Regions from separate parts of the Homo sapiens genome. Here region 1 is linked to region 2. The links are chromatin contacts, found by Hi-C or POLR2A ChIA-PET in ENCODE. All regions are on one chromosome and are shown on one strand. The core of a region is the stretch at or near the end of the contact, and the rest is flanking DNA. Distances in the headings are between cores, read along the strand shown. Region 1 overlaps WLS (Wnt ligand secretion mediator). Region 2 overlaps WLS (Wnt ligand secretion mediator).

The links. A loop is a pair of places that touch in the nucleus more often than their neighbours do. ChIA-PET counts read pairs that join two places held with the same protein, here RNA polymerase II (POLR2A). Pooled maps may share reads with other maps.
Region 1: a loop to region 2 is called in a map of sigmoid colon, with 2.1 times the contacts of the local background. The contact joins two enhancer-like sites. A Hi-C loop is called at or near these places in 12 of 168 maps with a recorded cell type or tissue (IMR-90, aorta, endometrial microvascular endothelial cells and 8 more) and 6 of 50 pooled maps. POLR2A ChIA-PET finds 5 or more read pairs at or near these places in 8 of 52 experiments (AG04450, BJ, HCT116 and 5 more).

Annotation. Positions count from the first base shown.
Region 1 is chr1:68,210,106-68,215,849 of GRCh38, forward strand. The region is part of intron 1 of WLS (Wnt ligand secretion mediator); the gene reads right to left. Among named protein-coding and RNA genes, the nearest start is that of WLS, 20 kb to the right of the region's middle. Within about 2 kb of position 3,991, at least 13 of the 41 ENCODE cell types and tissues checked have a DNase peak (open chromatin) inside an H3K27ac peak, as active enhancers do; they include heart right ventricle and sigmoid colon, where a contact is called at or near this core.
Region 2 is chr1:68,170,955-68,176,401 of GRCh38, forward strand. All of the region lies in intron 2 of WLS (Wnt ligand secretion mediator), which reads right to left. The region is part of intron 9 of GNG12-AS1 (GNG12, DIRAS3 and WLS antisense RNA 1); the gene reads left to right. Among named protein-coding and RNA genes, the nearest start is that of MIR1262, 9.9 kb to the right of the region's middle. Within about 2 kb of position 3,282, at least 25 of the 41 ENCODE cell types and tissues checked have a DNase peak (open chromatin) inside an H3K27ac peak, as active enhancers do; they include heart right ventricle and sigmoid colon, where a contact is called at or near this core.

The sequences.
Region 1 (5,744 bases), core at 2,741-5,240, 40 kb after region 2:
TAGGGACATCAACAAGCTGATTTTTGAATTATGAATTTTCTGCAGAAAATAGGAAAATGGTGCTCTCCTTTAAGTAGAAACAACAAACAGTAGCTGGTTGCCATGGTAGCAGAGGTAAACTTAACCTTGACTGGGAAGGCAATCACCAGAAAGGGACAGCAAGTATGGTCAGGAGTCTAAACCAGACCAGGGGTATTTTAACTGGAGAAGAGAAAGTCAAAGGAGAGAAATGATAGTCATCTTTAGTTATTTGAAAGGCTACTGTGTAACTGAAGTGAAGCATACATTCAAGATTATTCTAAATGGAAAATCCAGCATTCATGAGTGGAAATTACAATGCAGTCATGGAAGCCAGTTTTCCACTGAATGATAAGAAAGAACATTTAACCATCGTAATGTTCCAACTGGATTGAAAAACTAAACAAGCTGTCTAGAGAGCAATAGGTCGCTAAAATAGAAAGATCCTAACAGGAAGGTCATCTCTCTTGGGAGACCCAGTGTGGGTGAGACTGGGCTAAACAAATTCTCAGGCCCCCTCCCCAAGCAAAATCTCTGTTTCTCCAGAGAATTAGTAAATTGGGGTTCCCTGTTGAAAACAGACAAATGGAAGGTCCACTGGGCGGAAAGCCCCAGCCGCTCATCACTACAAGAGGAGAGGTAAACTACAATCTCACCTGGGAAGAAAATGTTGTTTAGGTGACACAAACCAAGGGGAGGAGAAACCTTGTGGAGGATTTTTCCCCTCTGTTCTGAATAGATGATCAAGGGGTAAGGCAGTAAGGGCAAAACCAAAAACAAAACAAACAGAAAAAAACCCACCAAGAATCAAGCAGCTTTCTGCTGTCTTCCAACCCTCAGACACTCTGATGCCTCTTTCTTGGAATGTACCGCCACCTCCCACTGCTTTGGCCTAAAGACTGCATTTAATTTTAAAAAGAAAATAGGCAACCATCCAGCTAGGGGACAGTTAGAGTAACAGTTGATTAGTCCTTTTCTAAACACTGTCTTTTGTTTCATTGCTCTTTATTTGCTGTACACCAACAATTCATTAAAAACATCTCACCACTAGATTTAGTGAATGGAGAGGACAGGTCTAAACCCAAACATTCCTCTTGGAAAACCGACTACATTGTAAATTTGCAGACCTGTCCAGGAAAGTAAAACTGTTACAAAGTCAACCTCTACTGAGGCACACAGCCTCCTTTGTAAAAGAAAAAAAAAAAAAAGAGGTGCTAAAAAAATGACAGGTTTTTCTTAAAAAACAACAGGTTTTTCTTAAAAAACAACAAAATCTTATTCATCTTTCCATATTCAGCATGAAGAACACCTAAGAGAATTTTCCCTATCGCCTCATCTCCAGGGCACTCAAAGCATTTACAATCTCATTATTTTATACAACACCCATTAAGTGGGCACCAAAGATTATTACCCTTCTTTGATTTCTAAGAAAGCAACTACAGAAAGTTTAAACAAGTTGCCCAAGGTCGTTCAGTAAATTGAGATGCTTGGATTTTCCATTCAGTGATTGTTCTAGGGACATAGTGCAAAGTGACTGAATCCTCTAAACTCACCAAAACCCCTAAGTCTTACAGATCTCTTCCCCATTTCTCACCACTCATGAGATTTTCATCATCTAATCACAAATCTGCCACCATGTGGATCTTGGACATGGGTATCCTACCAGGCCAGTGCCATGTCTGCAAGAAGCCTGGTGCTACACCTGACAGCTTTCAAATCACCATCAAATGATTCCTTTATCTAGTGAAGTTGATTCTGCCTGGCTGCATCTGGGAAATTTTTAACCCCTCGATTAGCCATTGCACAGTTGGCTTAACTTGGATGAGACAGAGGACAAAATAGTGGTGGTTTAAAAAAATACCTCCCCCATTCTGATTACAAAGGAGGCATGATTAACGAAGTACCCTTTGTATCCGAGCTCCATTCTAAGAGAAAGAGAAAGAGCTTTCCTTCCCCCTTTTTTGATCGCTGAGTCTTTTCCTACTTGTCTCATCACCCACACAATCTGTTCACAGCCCAAACAGACAATCCAGCCAGTCTGTGGAGAGTTCCTAAAACATTTATGTTGTGAAAGCAGACAGGATGAACAGGACCTCATCTCGACAAAGGATGATGGGACATTCAGCAAAAGAGTTCACGAAGGGAAATACAGATGGAGTCCCAGAGCTGAATGAATTTGCCCACAATGTCTAACACAATGCCAGCCCTTATGGGTACTTGTAAACCTTCTGGTCAATTCACAGCCACCTCCAGGTTTTATCCCCCAAATTCCATTACTTTTAGAACAAAGGGTTTTAAAAGAAAATACAATTAACAAGTTAAGGAGGTCCAAATCAGTGCTTTAAGGATCCTTCAATTTCTCTAGACCTTTAAACATAAAAATAGCAAGTTAGATGAAGATTTTAGTTCCAACACTACCAGATCGGGAGTTGACATAATGCACATAAAATACTTAATACATTGCCTGGTACATACTAAGTACTCAAATAATATTACCTAATATTTTCATCTTACACTGCTCTATTTTATTAATGATGTTTTTATATATGTCATTGCCTGTCTACTCAGCTAAATAGTTCCACCTTATCTGTTTTTGGTATAATCCAAAAGATAAATGCCTTCATATAATTATCTTATTTAAGCTTTCAGATCTATAGTAGGTTACAGATGAGACAGTAAAAGCAAGACTAGGTCTCATAGCTGGCAAGTGGTAGATTCCCATACTGAGATCTCAACTCACTAATTTAACATCCAGTGCTTTATTTCAATAACACCACAGATGAACAGATTATCATCTCTCGTGCCTCTTTGTATTCTTCAGAATTTAGCTAAGCGCTAAGATATACCTTAATGATCATCTAAAATAAATTTCTAATGATAGGTAACCTAACATGTCTGAAGATTTATTTTAGTGCCTTTAATAAGGAAGAAAAGAAATGGGTGGAAAAGCCCAACCATACTTGGCTTTGAGGAAAGACATGCCTCTGTTTTTATTTGCCAAGGGAAAGCATTACCAGGTCCATTTAGAAAGACAAGAGGAAGTAAAGCCGGGCGTGGTGGCTCATGTCTGTAATCCCAGCACTTTGGGAGGCCGAGGCAGGTGGATCACCTGAGGTCAGAAGTTCAAGACCAGCCTGGTCAACATGGTGAAACCCCGTCTCTACTAAATATACAAAAATTAGCCAGGCATGGTGGTAGGCGCCTGTAATCCCAGCTACTCAGGAGGCTGAGGCAGGAGAATCACTTGAACCCGGGACGCAGAGGTTGCAGTGAGCTGAGATTGCGCCATTGCTCTCCAGACTGGGCAACAAGAGCGAAACTTCATTCCAAAAAAAAAAAAAAAAAAAAGGAAAGACGAGGAAGCATGAGGGATTCAATGATATACCAAAGAGATAAATGGGGCTAGAGCCAGAACTCTTGATACTCTGCTCATGGCTTTCTGTATTAAGTTCATTATTAATTTGGCACCTTGAGTGAGATGAATCTTGCCTTGGATTATGCACATCAAGTTGTATTTCAGATGGCTGTCCCATACTTTAAAGGCCCATACCAAACCCCCATGTATCAAAAAAAAAAATTATCTGATCTAAAAAATGCCTAGATCCCTTAGCCCTTAACAACAAACTGTCTTATTTTATGGATCTTGTCTTCCCAAATTTAAGTTGCTGGAGGGCAAAATCCATGTGTTTACTCCTTCTGTAGCCCATGGCTAACCTAGTTCAGAACTTGTAGCAACGTGTGCTGCTCATTGCTTCCTCGGCCTCACAGCCTTCTAGATGTCCCAAAGAAACCTCGAGTCATCATAACATCTACTGAATTTCCCAACCATCCCCAGCACTACTGCTCGGCTTGGGCAGTCATTAAAGCTTCTCTTCTGCCTTCAGGATCTTCATTTCAGCTGCTGGGACATCCTGTTGCCATCCATTTCACACAGACATCCAGCCCAGCAGGAACCCGTGTTGCAATGAGCTTTGCTTCAAAGCCAGCAGCCTGGCCAAGTTCCAGGAATTGTCACTAATGATCTTCACCAGCAACTTGGTGCTCAACAGTGATCTCTGAACACACACACACACACACACACACACACCCCATTTCCAATACTGCTCTAGTTAGAGGAGCTGCCTAACAGAGGTTGGTTCCATAACTTATTTTATTCTTTAATTGTTACAGAGGACTTATTTCATCAAAATAAGCTAACTGTCCAAATACACTCTGCAATGCAGCAGTGGCCTCCACCAACTTACTCCTTTTTTTTTTTTGAGATGGAGTCTCGCACTGTCACCCAGGCTGGAGTGCAGTGTTGTGATCTTGGCTCACTGCAACCTCTGCCTCCCAGTTTCAAGTGATTCTCCTGCCTCAGCCTCCCAAGTAGCTGGGACTACAGGCAGGTGAAACCACATTCGGCTAATTTTTGTATTTTTTAATAGAGATGGGGTTTCACCATGTTAGCCAGGCTAGTCTCAAACTCCTGACCTCAGGCCTCCCAAAGTGCTGGGACCACAGGTGTGAGCCACCACATCTGGTTCCACCAACTTATTTTTAAACTGAAGAAGGCATAACAAGTGTATCAGTTTCTTTTGGTTGTAAGAGACAGGAAAGCCTGCTCAAAGATACTTAAGCAAAAACTAAATTAGTAAGATGATACTGAAAAATATCTAGAGATAAAGCAGTCTTCTAGTGGTTGTTTTGAGAAATCAGATTATGTCAACAGATCTCACTTCTCTACAGTCATTGAATTCCACCCTGTATTTTATTAGCTTCATTCTCAGGCTTCATTGGAAAGACTCCAACAATTCCAGGCTTATATTCTGTGAGTTGAAATTCAGTAAGAAAAAGAGAGGACATCTCTTCCTGGTAGCCTCCACACAAGTCTCAGAATTCACTCTAATTAGACTAACTTGAGGCATAAATCCACCGTGGCTAGTGCTTGGCTTGGTCACATGTCCATCACTGGAATCAGAAGTGAAGATTCTCTTAAGGCACATGGACTGAGAGTGGGGAAAAAAATGCTCCACAAAGGAGATTCAGGCAGATCCTGCTGCCAAAACAAATAGGCGAAACACTAGGCAGCCAAAAAACACCAATCATCCTCTCCAATAAATCTTCCTTCTTTTCCTAATCTCCAAGAAGTTGTATTACTGGGATGATCCAACTTTGAAAATAGTATATTAAAAGAAAGGAACAACCACGCAAGTCATATAAAAATATATGTAGCCAGTAGGCACATGAAAAGAGGTTTACCATTACTATCAATCAACGAAATGTAAATTAAAAGAATAAGATATTATCAGCACATTGGGAAACATTTTTTAAACAAAAGTAATCACCAGTACTGGCTAACATGCAAAGAGATAGACATTCCCAGATTTGGCTAATGGGTGATATGATGATTATCACTGACCATCAAAATCCTTAAAAATGTGCATTTCATTTTACCTAAGATAAATTCACAAAAGTGAATTTACTAAGGAAATAATAAAGGATGTACATAAGAATTTAAATACAAAGAAGATTTCTCCAGTATTGTTTATAATAGCCTTAAACTGGAATTATTCTAAATGTCCAACAATAGATTGAGCAATTTAATTTTATCCATACTATGGGTTATCATACTGACACTAAAAATAACCTTTCAATGCATGTTTATTAGCATGGCTTAAATAAGTAGAAAGGCACTATACAAAAGAATTAATAAAGTGGGCAACAATAGCATCATTCACTAACTA
Region 2 (5,447 bases), core at 2,032-4,531:
AATAACTCTTACAAACCTAAATTTCCTGTCACTCTACCATCAAACAAGTGGTTTGCTCTATATTTTGGTGACATTCATACTTTCTTTCTCCATCACCTGCCTTTTTACTTCTACTCCCCCCAAACCCCTGCACACACACCCCTGAAATCCCTGTGCTAGATGGACCATCCAACTCTATTTTTGTTTCCACCAAATATTTTTGAGCACCTACTGGTGTCCTCGCACAAGATTGGATGTAAAGCCTAAAACCATAAAAACCCTAGAAGACAACCTAGGCAATACCATTCAGGACATAGGCATGGGCAAAGACTTCATGACTAAAACACCAAAAGCAATGGCAACAAAAGCCAAAATTGACAAATGGGATCTAATTAAACTAAACAGCTTCTGCACAGCAAAAGAAACTATCATCAGAGTAAATAGGCAACTACAGAATGGGAGAAAATTTTTGCAGTCTATCCATCTGGCAAAGGGCTAATATCCAGAATCTACAAGGAATTTAAATTTACAAGAAAAAAAAACAAAAAACCCCATCAAAAAGTGGGTGAAGGATATGAACAGCCACTTCGCAAAAGAAGATTCTAATGCAGCCAACAAACGTGAAAAAAAGCTCATCATCACTGGTCATCAGAGAAATGCAAATCAAAACCACAATGAGATACCATCTCATGCCAGTTAGAATGGCGATCATTGAAAAGTCAGGAGACAACAGATGCTGGAGAGGATGTGGAGAAATAGGAACACTTTTACACTGTTGGTAAGAGTGTAAATTAGTTCAACCATTGTGGAAGACAGTGTGGCGATTCCTCAAGGATCTAGAACCAGAAATACCATTTGAACTAGTAATCCCATTACTGGGTATATACCCAAAGGATTATAAATCATTCTACTATAAAGACACATGCACACGTATGTTTATTGTGGCACTATTCACAATAGCAAAGACTTGGAACCAACTCAAATGCCCAGCAATGATAGACTGGATAAAGAAAATGTGCCACATATACACCATGGAATACTATGCAGCCATAACAAAGGATGAGTTCATGTCCTTTGTAGGGACATGGATGAAGCTGGAAACCATCATTCTCAGCAAACTAACACAGGAACAGAAAACCAAACACCACATGTTCTCACTCATAAGTGGGAGTTGAACAATGAGAACACATGGACACAGGGAGGGGAACATCACACCTGGGCCTGTTGAGGGGTGGGGGGATGGGGGAGGGATAGTATTAGGAGAAATACCTAATGTAGATGACGGGTTGATGGGTACAGCAAACCACCATGGCACATGTATACCTATGTAACAAACCTGCACATTCTGCACATGTATCCCAGAACTTAAAGTATAATTAAAAAAAAAAAATACTCAGAGAAGTTCCAAATGCTGTATATAAATAAATACAAATCTTATATAGAAATAGGATTTGGAACTATATACATGTATATAAACATAAAAATGTATGTTTATATATGTCTATAAAGAGTGAAACAATTAAACTTCTTCTATAAAAAAAAGAGTAGGGATAAAAAGGCATATAAGGCAAAGTCATTGCCCTCAAATTGTTTACAGTAAAGTGGTGAAGGCAGGTATATAAATAAGTATAATTCCATGTAGTTTGTACTGCATTAGAAGTATATATGAAGTATACAGTCAGCACAAAAAGATCAAGAGTTCTGAGTAGAAGGTCAAGAATTGTAGCACAGAAGACACAATCTTCTGGCTCACCCTACTGAGAAGAGGTGATATTTACCAATGAATTGCAGAATAGGAGTTCACTAGGCAGCGAGATAGGAAAAGGCATTACAGGCAGAGGAAGCCCCATGTATAAAAAGTCACATAAGCACAAAATAGCAGGGAAAGCAACTAATTCAATATGGCAGGGAATGTGAGAGGGACTGGAGGGAACAGGGAAGGCTAGAGAACAGGAAGGGTCTAATGACAAAGGGAAGAAGCTTGCCCTGAGTGCTGCAGCATTTTGCTTAGAGGATGTTAAAGCAAAGGAGGAGATTCTGGCAGCTGTGCGGAAGACGGACTGGGATGGGGGGCCAGGTAGACAAAGAGACATCCTAAGGAAACTGAGGCCCACTGCTAACACAGTTCTCAGTGTGCTTAAGACGATTTAACCTTGTGGAAAATACTGCCAGGAGGATATTTTCTAAGGAATTTGTTTACCAAAGAATCTGAACCCAATGATGAACCAATCTTTCGCTAACAAAGCTAGAGAACTCAGAACCATCTAAGTTAGCAAGTGTTAAAACACTGGAAAGCAAATGTGGCAACAGCACTTTCCTATTTGACCATAATCAACATCAATGTGGAAAGAAAACAAACCTGAAAGCAAGTGAGGAAAACACACAGTGGGTTTCTTTGCTTTCTCTCCAGGACACTGTCAGTACACAGAGCATTTAGAATAGCTGATTTGATCGTTGTGAAAATCTACCTGCGTGCCCCTCTCTCTCTCTCTCTCTCTCTGAATGCAATTAGAGAAGACAGCTTCATTCACACTGTGTCTAAAAATAGATGATGGCAGAGTTCACAGACTGACAGCTGCATTGTCATACAGTAACCAGGAAAGGAAAGGGATGGCTAATTTAACTTAACAACTTCCAAAACAAACAGTGCAGAGGGAGTCCAGGATAAAGAAAAAACACACAGGTCAGTTCTTCAAAGAGCTGGCAGAGGGATGGGGTCGCTCCATGGCAGTTTATTAGTCCTCCCAAAATCCTGACGAAACCAGCTAAGTATTTTGCCCAGATCTACCCAGAGTCCTTCAGACAAGAGCTCTGGCAGATGAACCGCTACAGAGATTCAGGCAATATTAGGCAGCAGGGCCAGGACTTTCCCTGCTGACTTCTTCATACATCCCCTGGACACAAGTAAGCTAAGAAGAGTCATGACGTTTTTCTAGGCAAGATAAATAAATGAGTTTTTTCCCCCTTTGCCATATCTAAATTATACTCTGCCTAGCCTGGGGCATTTAAAAAAAAGTTATCCAGGAAATAAACATGCATCATTAAGGGGCAGAAACCAGGTGTCTAAAAGAAGCAAACCATTTCTTTCCCTCCCTTCAGTCCTAAAATGTTTTCTGTTTTCCTCCTCAGTCTGCCTTGCCCAGGGAAGGGATTACGGTTGGGCTTCAAAAGAAACAAGGGAATAATGCCTGTGGACGGGTAGCAGATTCTCTCTGCAGCTCTCCCGCAGCTCCATGTTGGCTCTCAGCGCTGCTGCCAGCCAGCTAAATGTCAGATCACGGCACCCCAACATTCCCTCACTGCATACCTCCATCGCCCTGGTGACTAAGCTGTTTCAACAGCTGTGTTATTGCTGGAGTCAGGCCAGTGTTATTCACACGAAGTATTTGTTTCATACGGCTTATGTGGGGAATTATTGCACTCAGCTTTGGGGTTCTATTTAAAGATAAGGTCCTTCCCTTGATCAATCAGCCAGGACATTCCTCGAGTTGGGCTCCAGGAGACAGTGGGACAATATTCTACTGCCACCCGGGGTTCCAGATAATGGACAGATTCATAATACTATAAAGAAGGTGGATGAAGCATATGTGTGTGTGAGAGAATGGGAAGCATAATGGAAAACCATGACCCTTGGTGGAGCTGCGGAAGAACTCTGCTGCTCCTCCCTCAATAAAAGCCACCCACAACACAAGAGTGTTAAGCTGGACTCCCTTTCTGCTCTTCTTCTCCAGCCATCACCCTCAGCCTTTCCCTTAAAATCATTGCTCTTTCCTTTCGGGTCACGCTAGCACTGTTGCGTTGGTCTCTACATGCATCACTCCACACACCTGCCCCGAATGCCATCTCCTCCCTCAGCCCTTGGCTTCTCCTATCTCATCAAATGGTTTATGACCATTGATGTTCCTATCATGTAGGAAGCAAGTTGGGCCTGTTGGCCTGGTGACCTCCTCCACTACTCCACATCCTCTTCTGAGTGTGAGTAAGATAAGGGCTGTGTTACTAACTGCTGAGTTAATCAACCCAAACTCCCTTATATGGAGGGACAACTGGGAAAAGGAAAAGGCATTACATCCATGAGCTTTATGTCCTGTAGGTGGGACTAATTTCTATTTCTAGCTCATTCTAGGCTGAATCTCCATCAAAGAGGCCTACTGGCCTGTTCTCCCTCCAAAGTTGTTCTCACCAAGAGCAATCGGGCACCATTTTCTGATGCTGAAAAGATCTCAGAAATATGTTTTCTTATAAATGAAGTATTTTTAAAAGAAATAAAACAATGATTCCTAAGAGCTCACATTTTTTACTGCCTACTATGTGTAGACATTTTCACCCATGCAGATGCCAGCCAGATGGAAACCATCACAGGCAATTTCAAAGTGAGGAAACTGAGGCCCATGGCCATGCTACCAATGTGAGAGGGAGGCAAAATGAGAACCCAGGTTTGCCTGACTCAGCAGCTCAAGTACTTTCCCCTTATGTCTCTCAGTCATGGGGTAGGAAAGTTAGGACACCCGCTTCTTGCTCTAAAAAGGCCACTATTTAGCCAAACAATTTGAGTAAGTCACTTTACATAATGTATTATTTCATGAAATACTACAGTTGGATCATAGGCTTACTAAGATCCTTTCTAGTTCTAATATTTCATGAATGTAGAAATCTAAAACACCTCCAGCTGTTGACTGCCTTCTATACTTAAGGCACTGAGGCCAAAACAAAGAGCTATAAAACCATGCCTGTCCTCAGGGCACTTATAATGGAGTTTGAGTGACAAAGGATAACAAGTTGAGTTTGACTAATGGAAGAGTTAAACAATTAACAAATACAAAAATACCAGAGAACCAGACTACAGGGCAGTGCTTGAGAAATAACACCGCATACCAGCATGACTATACAAGGAGAAAAGTAGATTTCAACAATGGTAACACCCCTAACCCGGAAAATACATTTGTGCTGCCAGCAGAAAGAAAAGAAGAGACAGAAAACGCTTGCAGGAAAAGCCAGCTACTAGAAGGGATCCCGTCTGTTTCACAGGAAAGCTTTGTTTCTGACAAGTTTCGTAAAGGAAAAAGTAGGCTAGAACAAGCTTTTTTATTTCCAACCCACCTTTTCTTCGTTCCCATGAATGAGGAGGGGATACAAATGAGAGCAGGCAGCCAGGGACAAAAATAATATGGCTGGTGGTTCCTGACCTCTTGGATTCCTGCCAACAGAGAAGCCTGAGAGGCAACATTTAATTGTGGAAAAACCAGCCTGGCTCTCCTCTTATCTTTTTCCTCTGTGACTTAAACCCACAATTACTGGCAACCCCTAGATTCCGAGTCACCCAGCTGGTGGTGGCAGCAATGGCTGTGTCTGTAGCTGAAAAGCAAAAGGGAGTCAGATTTTACCTGCCTCCGAAGCCAGCCCTGGGAGCACAGCCCTAACCCAGCTTGATGACTTCTCCCATTAAAAGGTTCACAGATGCCCTCCCG